Regions from separate parts of the Homo sapiens genome. Here region 2 is linked to region 1. A link is a loop called in an ENCODE intact Hi-C map of the cell type or tissue named here. Cell type or tissue: HepG2. All regions are shown on one strand. Each heading gives the region's core, and the rest is flanking DNA. Links, peaks and the distances in the headings are about the cores only.

Region 1 (5,305 bases), core at 1-5,000:
ATTAGCTGAGCGGGATAGAAAATAAAACCCCGAAGCTATAGCTTACAGGACACGCAACTCCGCAGAAGCAATGCGAGGAACCCCACCCAGAAAAGCCAAAGCCACCTCGTACCCGTCCCCAGGACTCACTTCCCGGGGACTTACCAGCTCCACCAGGAAGGCAGGGACCACTCCGCCCGCTTTGGAGAAGGCCCAGGGGAAGTTGAGCAGGCCAGCTCCCAGCGCGGACTTCATGAGGATGAAGACAGCGCCCATCGAGGACAGAGTGGCAGCAGCCGTGGCAGGGTGAGGCTTTTCTGGAAGGCCCCTGCTTCCTGGGGTCTGTCCCTCCATGGCTAGAGGCGGCAGAGGGGTGGAGAGAAAGCACAGTCTTCACGCTTTCCTCCCTAAGTTCTCGATATCCTTATTTGTCTCCCCAACTCAGTGAGAGCTCCCTGAGCCGCTCCTGCCCGCTTCCTTGGCGTCAGCTCCCCCTTTCCAAAGGGTGCTGCATGCATCTGCCCACGACTTCTAGTCCCCCTTCGTCTCCCATTCCCTACCCACATTATTCTCACTCCTGCCCTCCCACTAGACCCCAAGGCAACCTCACCCCTTCCCCCTCCCTCTCTTCTCCCAAACCCCCAACCTTCCTCATCCCCATCAATCCTCTCTCCCCCCATTCCCATCCACTCCCTTTGCTTCCAGCCAAACTTCTGTACAAACAGACCCCCAGTTCCTGGTCCTTACCACCAAATCCAACTTTTAAGGTGCCGGACAGTCTTTGGCTGTTGGGGATGGGACTCGGGCTTACTCCAGGTGGCTCAGTTGCATTTCTTGGGGCCAGAGGGGTGGGAGAAGCAAGATTCGAGCTTGGCCAGGGGTGAGTGAGTCATTAACTAAAGGAGCCCTAGCGAGTATGTGTCAGGGTCAGGCCCCTCCACACCTAAGAGGACAGCAACAAGTGGTCAGGGCCATGGGTCCCAAGAATTTGCAGCTTTTGAGACTTCTGACCTGAGCAAGGAAGGCTTAAGACTCCCGCCTCTCCCCAGCCCCCTGCAGGCCCGGCCCCGGGGGTGGAGCTTTCTCAGCTGCCCTGGAGGGTGACAGGGAGCTCAGCTGGGAGCCACACGGGGCAGGGGAGCAGGCACCATGATCTCATGGCAGCTTCTGCAGCGCCTCCATCCTCACATACCTCTCCAAGGTCCCCAGCCCAACGGAGGGGGCGTGAAAAGTGCCCTGAGCCCAGCCTCCTCCTCTGCAGAACAGGCTCCACCGTCCGCAGGTGCTGCCTCCTAGGTGGTTTCCTTTACCTCCTCCACCCAACTCCAGCAGGTGCGTCTCAGAGCTAATCCCATGCACACGAGTCACCTGAGACGGGGCTTGTTGAACGCTTGGGGGAGGCGGCGGCTGCTGGTCCCTAGGCCACGCTTGAGTGATGACACATCTCTCCAAACTGATACGGGGTCAGCTAAGGGGACAGAATATCGGAGACGGCCCCATTCCGGAAAATGCTGGCACATGCAGCTCAGATCCGGAATTTGACTGTTTATTCCTGGAACCCAGGCTCCCTCTCACCCGCATTCTCGAACTCCAGTTTGCATCAGAATCCACTGGAAGGCTTGTTCAAACACAGAACACCAGGCCCCAGCCCCTGTTTCTGACTGAGTGTCTCCGGGGCGGGGTCTGGGCACCTGCCTTTCTAACGGGTTCCCAGGTGACTCCAATGCCGCTGGTTCGGCCCCTCGCTGAGAAGCACTGCTTTCAGTTAAATATCCTCAATGCCCAGAACCCCTCCCCCCGCTGCATCTAATCAGTCCTTATCTGTCCGACACCAGATCAGCCCCAAAGGCTTCTTTTTGATGTGGTTTCTAATGGTCTCAACCCCCGACTCCTGTTACCTCCTGATGAGCAGGCAGGTTCCAAACTCTGTGGCTCACACAATGGCTGCTCCATAAATGCCCAACCAGCAGAGTCAGTGGCTGGCTTCTCAGCAGGGGCAAGTGAAAGGGAGCCGGGATTGCAGTCCCGGAGCTCAAGGCTGGACAATGACCCGGATGACATTCACGCCACTGCTGCATAAATGTGCTGCTGAGAACCTAGCCTGGATGAGTTCACGCGGATTCCTGAGCGGGTGTCCCCACTGTTCCCCCCAACTCCCACCCCGCACCAAGCAGGAACTCGGCTCAGGCAGGTGGAGCACGTGGCTCAGAGCATCACAGCTGGCAAGCAACAAGGCTGGGATTCACCCTGAGTCAGGCTCCTTTCAGAGGCTGTAATGTCACACGGCCTCCTGCCCCACAAGGACTCTGACAGTGCCTGAATGAGTGTGTGAGAGAATGAATGAATGAATGAATGAATACACAAATGCCAGAAAAGAGAGGAAAGGAAACGTCGTTTGATTGTTCCCCTGTATTACGCTCCTGAGGCTGCCAACACAGACTCAGGGGCTTAGAACAATAGAAAGTTATTCTGTCATGGTCTTGAAGGTCAGAAGTTGGTCAAGGTATCAATGGGGACATGCTCCCTCTGGAGGCCATGGAGGGCGGATCCTTCCTGCCTCTTCCAGCTCCTGGGGGCCTAGGCACTCCCTGGCTTGTGACTGCATTGCTGCCGTCTCTGCCAGCATCATCTTCCCAAGCTTTCTCCTCTGTGTCTTCTCTTTTCAGAAAGGCCCACCCAGATAATCCAAGATGATCCCATCTCAAGATCGTTACTTATATCTGCAAAGACCCTTTTTCCAAATAACGTTAACAGTCACAGGTTCCAGGGCGTGGCATAAATCTCTCTACTGGGGGCCACCATTCAGCCCACTACACCCCTCACATCTGAGATCTGTTTGAGTTCTCATCAGTCATTCAACAAACACTGAGTGCCTACTGTATGCAGGCACTGGAGCTCAAAGGTGAAAGAGAAGGCTCCTCCAGAGAAGGGGACGGTCCCGTGGGGAGCTCAAGAAGAGACAAGCCACCCAAGCCCAATGGGAGGACCGGACTACGAGACCCAAGAATGGAGGTGAATCTGGAGGGGCTTCCTGGAGAAAGTGTGGGGGCTGAGGGGATATCTGTGCACCATTGGTGAAGGGCTGGGAGGATGTTCTGGGAAGTGGAGACTCCCAGTGGCAGGTGCATGAGCCAGTGCTCCCGGGAAGGGCCCCGGGGACTGGGGTTCCCTAGGATAGAGACCTAGGTCAGCGCTGAGCTGGGAAAAGGCTTAAACTCTTGTGTCCCACTCGCTGGAGGGTCACTAAACCATGTGGAGATGGCACTGGACACAGCAGGGAAGGAGGGGGCTGCGGGTGACACCGCAGGCAGGGCCCGTGCAGTACCCAGGCTGGGAGAGGGCGGGGACCACACGCAGTATTCACACAGCTCTCCGAGGCCTGCCAAAGAGGCCAAGTCATTCCCGCTTCCCCCCAAATCCAGCCTCCTGAGAAAGGAGATAAAGGGCCCTTCAGCAGCGGCTGGGGGCTTTGCAGTCCTTAATCTCCGCTCGGGGGCTGGGGGGACACTTCCCTGTCCCTGCCGGTGGGTCCCTCATTAGCGGCCCATTAACGTGCATGACTTAGAAATTGGCCATTGGGCTGTGAAATTCCAGGCAATGGGGAAAACCTCTTAATTCGGAGGGGCTTTGATATCCACTCTCTGCCGGCATCACAGGGCTGCGTGACCTTTCCCGAGCTGTGGAGGGGCGCCCTACTGGGCTGCATCTGCAGCCGGTGGGCGGGCGGGCAGGCGGGTGGGCGGCCACCCTCTGCTTAGTCGGCCCAGCCCACCCAGACCTGACACTGGCTCCAGTGCAGCAGGAGCACGAGGAGGCCACACGGAGGTGCCCGTGTGGATGCTGTCGGCCGTGGCCCACGCTGCACACGGCACCCTGCACAAGAGCGCCCAGCCTGGGGTGGCCTCTCCCCCGCTGTGCTGCGGGGACCCACCTCACCAAGGGAGCTCTTGAGGACCCCAGAGTCCGTGTCAGGTGACAGGCCTAGGAACTTTCACAACAAAGTGGCCTCTGATCGTTTCCCAGACCTTTCTGCTCATGTCCGTTAGAAAATTCTGGAGAGGCCCGGTGGCTCACACAGAGGCAGGTGGATCACCTGAGATCAGGAGTTGGAGGTCAGCCTGGCCAACATGGCAAAACTCCTGTCTCTACTAAAACTACAAATATTAGCTGGGCGTGGTGGCAGGCATCTGTGATCCCAGCTACTCAGGAGGCTGAAGCAGGAGAATCACCTGAACCCGGGAGGTGGAGGTTGCAGTGAGCCGAGATCGTGCCATTGAACTCTAGCCTGGGTGACAAGAGCGAAACTCCATCTCAAACAACAACAACCACCACCCCAGAAAACTCCAGAGAACAAATGACGGCAGGCCTCAGGAGCTAGCCGGCTGCAGCACACAGTATCGTCACCCTGGCTCTGGGGTCTCAGGCCTGAGCCTCACTCGAGTCACCTGTGAAATGGGAGGACACAGGCGCCTGCTCTCTGGGGCTGTCAGGAGGGGCCCGTGGATGGTGTGCACAGCACAGGAGTGGCACGTGGCAGCTGCTGAGGTTGGAACAGAAGTGTGTGCCATATTCCATTATCCAAATTTCCGTTTTCACTTGGGTCCAAATCGGAGCTTCTAGAACAGTATCCTGAACCTTAGCTACACGAGAACCGCCTCGGGCCTTCCTACACTACCGATGCCAGGCCCACCCGCAAAACTGCACATTCAACTGGCCTGGGACGGCACTAGGCGTCAGAATTTTTTTTTTTTTTTTTTTTTTTTTTTTTTTTTCCGAGACAAGAGTCTCACTCTGTTGCCCAGGCTGGAGTGCAGTGGCACGATCTCGGCTCACCGCAGCCTCTGCCTCCCGGCTTCAAGCCATTCTCCTGCCTCAGCCTCCCAAGTAGCTGGGATTACAGACGTGCACCACCACGCCCAGCTAATTTCTGTATTTTTAGTAGAGATGTGGTTTCACCATGTTGGCCAGGCTGGTCTCCAACTCCAGACCTCAGGTGATCTGCCCGCCTCGGCCTCCCAAAGTGCTGGGATTATGGGCAGTCAGAATTTCTACGAAGCTCCCCCAGGAGGGTCTACCGTGCTGTGAGAGTAGAGCACCCAGTTCTTAGGGCCTCCCGCTGACCCTGCTGTCCCCGAGACTGAAGCCCCTCCTTTCTCCGAAGCTCTCAGCCCTAGGCCTGGCCCACGAAGGCTGCTTAGTAAGCAGCGCAGCAAGCCCAGTGTGTCGGAGCAGAGCCGGCCTCCAGCTTCTCAGATGGTGGGAGGGGCCCCACCTGCAGAAATTACCAGGGACCAAAAGTCCTCGGATGGGAGACGGATGTCATAGG
Region 2 (5,292 bases), core at 293-5,292, 120 kb before region 1:
CACCTCTTCATGTTGACGAGGGGAGATGAGTGGCCCAGGCAGTTCCTAGAGCGGGGGAGATGGAGTGGGCCGTATCCCACCCAGCAGGAGCGCTTGCTTCTGAAGCTCCCGTGCGTCTGTGACAGAGGCTTGAACCCCCGGCTTGTTCTCTCACGTCTGTTGCCGTAAATCTGTCTCCATCGCCTGGCACATAGGAGAGGCTTGGCAAATATTTTTGGTTCACTGAAGAAAGGCAGCCCTCACTCCTGCTGCTCAGACAGCACCCCCTGAACGTGAGTTACTGCCTCCTTGAGCACTTTCGCAGGAGAGAAGACCAGAGAGCTGCCTTCAAAGATGCCAGAGCCATGTTTATTTAAGCGGCGCTGCTCCAGAGAGAACTGGCCATTTGCAGTCTCCACCCCAGTGTGGCTCACGATGCCACCTCTCCTTGCCAGCTCTCACCGAGGCCCCCGGTGACCTCCTAGGGGGTACATCCAGCCAGGTTCCCCCTCAGCAATGGCCAGGGGCCACCGTGGGCCACACTGCACTTCCCAAATGCTCCCGGCACTGGCACAGATGCACACCCTCTTGGCCATCCCCACCTGTGCTCCGCCACTCTTAGTCAGCCATTCCTCTCGGCTTCCGGGAGTCCCCTCCTTCTCTAAGGATCTCACCCCCATCCGTGTCTCTGCTGTCTCCTAACTACCGATAGCAAGGGCACTAGTGCCCCTGTTTGCCGGGGACAGGCCCTGTCTGGGGCCCTGGTGTGGCATCATTGTTAACAGAGCTTCTTTTCACTCTGAAGTGTTCAGTTAGGACAGTCACTTGCACAGTCCCCTCACTGGTGACACAGACACCCCATACCTGTGTGTTTCCCCTGCATAGCTCAGCAGCAGCTCAGGCTCAGCACGGCCAAGGCTGAATGCAGATGCCCTCCCTCCAAAACCTGGCCTCCTCCAGCTGTTCCTTCCTGGCGAGGCCACCTCCAACTGTGTAACACAGAAGCCTGGGTGCCATCCCTGGGGCTCCCCTCACCCCCACCTCCCACCCGTCCCCGGGCCCCTGGACAGACCACTGGCCTTGTTCTCTTCATTTCCCTGGCCCAGGTTACAAAGTCTCCTTCCTGATTATGTGCATTAACTAACCTCGCAGGTGCTCTGCCCACCTGCCTACGCCAGACTCTTCCAGATCCTTCTCCACCCCAGCAGGCAGAGTTGTCATTGTGAAATGCAAATCAGGTTCCATCTCTCCTCTCCTTTCCTACCTCCCACCATCCCCGTCACCCTCCCTGTCACACACAGCCCCCTCCGTGGCCTCTCAAGCCTGCTGTGGCCTGACCCTCCCCTCTGCTTTTCCAGGCCCTCCTGGCACTGTCCTCCCTCAGTCTGGGACTCCCTGTCCTCCCTCCTTCCTGCGTGGCACATGCTCCTCCCTCTTCTTGAAACGCTCTCCCCTCCCTGCCTCCCAGGCAATGCCCACTCTGCCTCCAAAGTTCATCCATCGTCCTCTCCTCAGGAAGATTTCCCTGGTGGCTTGACTAGGTCACAGTCCCCCTTTATTTGCCGTCTTCTCACTGGGGCCTCTCCTTCCTGGTAGCTTCTAAACAAGGCAGTTTCATGTGTGTATCTCCACTAGACTAGACGCTCTCTGAGGGCAGGGACCCTGCTTCGCTTCTGGCCCGAGGTGGCTGCAGGGTCTGCAAGATCATCAGGGCCCCCTCCAATGTGACACTTGCAGAGGGGACCCCTGGCCTGGGGCCACGCTGGTTACTTGGGTACACTCCTTGCCCAGGGTTCCACAGCCCCTTAAAGGCAGGGTCTTTCTGGCCACGCCTGGCCCTGGTCTGGCCTCCCCAAGGAGCCCTGCCGCTGGGGGTGCTGTGTGGGAACAGAGCACAGGCCCTCCCTCCCAGAGCCCACGAGATCTCACTTTCTCCAAGCCCAGCTCCCCAAGGACTCAGACCCCAGTTGCCCTGCACTGAACGCTGGCTTGCCCTAGCTCACTCGGACCCCACCCTGCACTGGGAAGGAGGGTCCCTGTCCCCGTTTGACGGGTGACGACACTGAGGCCCAGAGAGCTGAAGGGGCTGGCCGAGGGGACGGGCTTGGGCGCTTCCATTCTCACACTGCTGCCGTGACACCTAATCCATCCGGGGAAGTTCCCTTTAAACCCAAAAGGGGACGGTGAAGCCACACGCGGCCGCCCTTCTCAGGAGCCCACTTCCACCTCTCGCAGGCTAGACAGCGTTCCCCAAGTCCCCCCTTGAGCTGGGTGGGCTGCCCAGCTGTGAACACAAGGACACCTCCGATTTCGTCCTGTGAATGTTGATATTAGTGGTCCCTTCCTTCAGGGGCTGTGGGGATCTCAAAAGATAAGGCAGGTCTGGAGTCCTGCGCGGTACCTGCCGCATGGCAGGCTCTTTACGGACAGCGCAGGGACGCACTTTGATGCTGAAAATGAGTCTCTGGGACAGATGGATCCCAGTCTGGGTCCTCGCAAGCGCTGTGCACCCCGTCGCCGCGAGATGGCGGTGTTGCGCCCCTCCAGCCTCCTCTGCTCTGCGCTTGGGCGCTGAATGTTAAAATTCCTAACAGGTGAATCGCTTGAATCCGGGAGGCGGAGGTTGCAGTTGGCCGAGATGGCGCCACTCACTCCAGCCTGGCGACAGAGCGAGACTACGTCTCAAAAAAAAATAAAAATAAAAAAATAAAATCCTAACAGGTAGCATACCTGCACTCGGAACTTGCACAGCCGCTCCCCACTCTCTCACAGGGATTAGGTAACGATACTCAGAGCTAGAGCAGGCATTTGGGACTGCCCAAACCAGCTGCTCTTCCTGCTTTCTGAAGCTTCCCCGGGGGAATCTTCTGGCTCCCAGTCCGAGCCTCCTGTGGTCAGCTCCTCCTTGCCCAGTCGTCGTTTGCAGTACAGCAGGGGCGTGGTCATTTGCAAATGTCCCAGAGGGCCCCCTCCAGTCGCTTCACATCGGTCTCAAGTCGGGCTGACTGAGGGCATGACTTTCTGTCTCAGGCATGGAGCCCAGATCACAGATCGAAACTCCGCTAAATCTAGAGGCCACGGGTCCCAAACACCAGTCATTTGCTGAGCACTGTCGCAATTTTTTTATATCCCTCCCATCAATACAAGCTGGATTTTTTTATTAAGTAGAAGCTAAAAGTAAAAAGTAATATAAAAACAAAACAGCATTAAACTTCAGTTAGATACATTTGCTTTCTCTCTTCAAAAAAATCGGGGTTGGCGGGGGAGGATTAATAAATGTTAAGGTTTTTTAAACGTATATTACCAAACAGACTTTCTCTTTGAGGACTCAGAAAGTCCTCAAAAGACTCATAAAGGAGCAAGAATTGGAAAAGGATTAAATGAGATTATTGCTTCGTCCAGGAGCCACCAGATTATCACACATCTCACACCCTGGGCAATCCTTTGAAGAATTTTGCCTCTAGACATGCAAAGTGCACTTTGCCCTGGGTTTATCTAAGTCCTGCGCTGTCGCCCAGGCTGGAGTGCAATGGGGCCATCTTGGCTCACTTCAACCTCTGCCTCCCAGGTTCAAGCAATTCTCCTGCCTCCGCCTCCTGAGTAGCTGGGACTACAAGCACACACCACCATGCCTGGCTAATTTTTTGTGTGTTTGTAATAGAGCCAGGGTTTCATCATGTTGGCCAGGCTGGTCTCGAACTCCTGACCTCAAGTGATCCACCCGCCTTGGCCTCCCAAAATGCTGGGATTACAGGTGTGAGCCACCACGCCCGACTCTTAGAGATGTGTTCTGGAAACCCCAGTGATAAGCACTGGGACCAGAAGGAGAAGCTACATGCAGGTAGAAGCCAGACCTTGGCGTCCTGGGAGGAGGAACTTCCCTATGTGACCAGGAGTTGGGGCACCCCAGCAGAACCTGGCCTCTGCTTGGCACAGTGGCATTGGGGACCAGCCAAATCCTGCAGGCCTTCCAGAGCTCCAAAATACTTATTAAGCTTTCACTTAAAATCTCATTTGTAACTGCACTGGAAGTGGCCAATTCACAAGTGTGATGCATCAGAGATTAGCACGTTGGAACCACCAACATGTCACCTTGTGGTGTGAGGTCATCTCGACTTCGTAAGCCCTCAGCATACCCAGGCTTCTCCCAAAATCTGTGAGTTGCAGCAGCCACAGAGAGAACAGTCTGAAACTCTTATAATTTGCAGCTTTTTATCTGTATGAATCAGAGCTCCTGCCCATTCCTGTGCAAGCACAGACACAGGCTGGCTTAGAAACCAGCAGTGGACATAAACCTCTGCTGCCCAAGTGTTGCAATCCTCAAAGCAGCCTTGTGGTTGAAAGTGGAGATTTTTACCCACGACCTCAGGATCATGAAGGCAGCACCTATGGTAAAGCAGTCGATTGCCAAACCTCTTCTGAAAGGAATGTGGGGCTTTCACAACAATAATCGGCACTGGCCTTAGACCCAGGCAGGAGGGCACCTGCCACAGACCCCACGCTTGAGAGGCCCTTACGTGTCGCAGACCCACACGCAGGACTCCTATGTCCCTGGGATACAGCACTCAGTGTTGGCCCGGACTTAGCGTCCACTCTCGCACAACCACCCCCCAAGCCTCGAAGAAACACTGTCTGCGTCTCCCGCTTGACAACTTGGAAACAAAAGGCCACTTCATCTAAATGCTGTAAAGGCAGGTAGGTTGTGCATCACCAACAGAGACAGACATTGCACTGGAGTAGAGGCAGGGTCTGAGAGGTGGAAGAGCTGAGGTGAGACAAGAGGTGCAGTCATTGAATTGTCTGGTCCTTCCTCTCTGATAGCAGGAGTCCAAGAGCCTCTTGCCTGACAAAGTCCAGCTTGCCATGGTGCAGGTGTAATTTATGAATCTCACTCGACTGCATTCAGTTACTCATCCAGACGGTGCCAGCCCATCCATACGATGCACAGTCATCTCTGACATCTTGCTGACCCTTAGGCACATAAAAACATAGCTGTACCCAGTTTTTTTCCAACTGTATTGTTAGACAGGACAGAGGCTAGAAAATATTTTATTAGGACCCAGAGATGGGTCCTGAGCCTGGCATCGTCACTTATGAGCTGTGTGGCCATTACTAAATTTACAATAAGTAAATGTGTCCATTTTGGCTGGGCGTGGTGGCTCATGCCTTAATCCCAGCACTTTGGGAGGCCAAAGCAGGAGGATCACTTGAGCCCAGGAGCTGGAGACCAGCCTGGGCAACATAACGAGACCCCCATCTCTACGAAAAATAAAAATAATATTAGCTAGATGTGGCAGTGAGCACCTGTAGTCC

What was found. A loop is a pair of places that touch in the nucleus more often than their neighbours do. Peaks named below come from ENCODE experiments on the same cell type or tissue, not always from the same donor. Only the 100,000 strongest peaks of a DNase experiment are listed, where the experiment ranks them.
Region 2: it touches region 1 in a loop (10-fold over the local background); 5 of 110 quality-filtered maps call a loop at or near these places.

What each region holds. Positions count from the first base shown.
Region 1 is chr16:84,041,825-84,047,129 of GRCh38, forward strand. It overlaps SLC38A8 (solute carrier family 38 member 8), which reads right to left and starts at 971. Exons shown (of 11, transcript NM_001080442.3): 1 at 727-971; 2 at 145-335. The coding sequence starts at 333. RefSeq lists enhancers at 1-429, 430-1,133, 1,134-1,838, 1,839-2,542, 3,530-4,302. In HepG2, for the core only: a CTCF peak has its summit at 2,511 (motif pointing left); DNase peaks (open chromatin) are centred at 1,847 and 2,487; H3K4me3 peaks cover 840 bases; H3K27me3 peaks cover 2,120 bases.
Region 2 is chr16:83,924,335-83,929,626 of GRCh38, forward strand. MLYCD (malonyl-CoA decarboxylase) reads left to right here. Exons shown (of 5, transcript NM_012213.3): 5 at 1-2,697. It overlaps LOC105371372 (a long non-coding RNA gene), which reads right to left. Exons shown (of 2, transcript XR_007065147.1): 2 at 1-5,292. Among named protein-coding and RNA genes, the nearest start is that of OSGIN1, 26 kb to the right of the region's middle. In HepG2, for the core only: a CTCF peak has its summit at 2,512 (motif pointing right); DNase peaks (open chromatin) are centred at 2,547 and 4,337; H3K4me3 peaks cover 644 bases.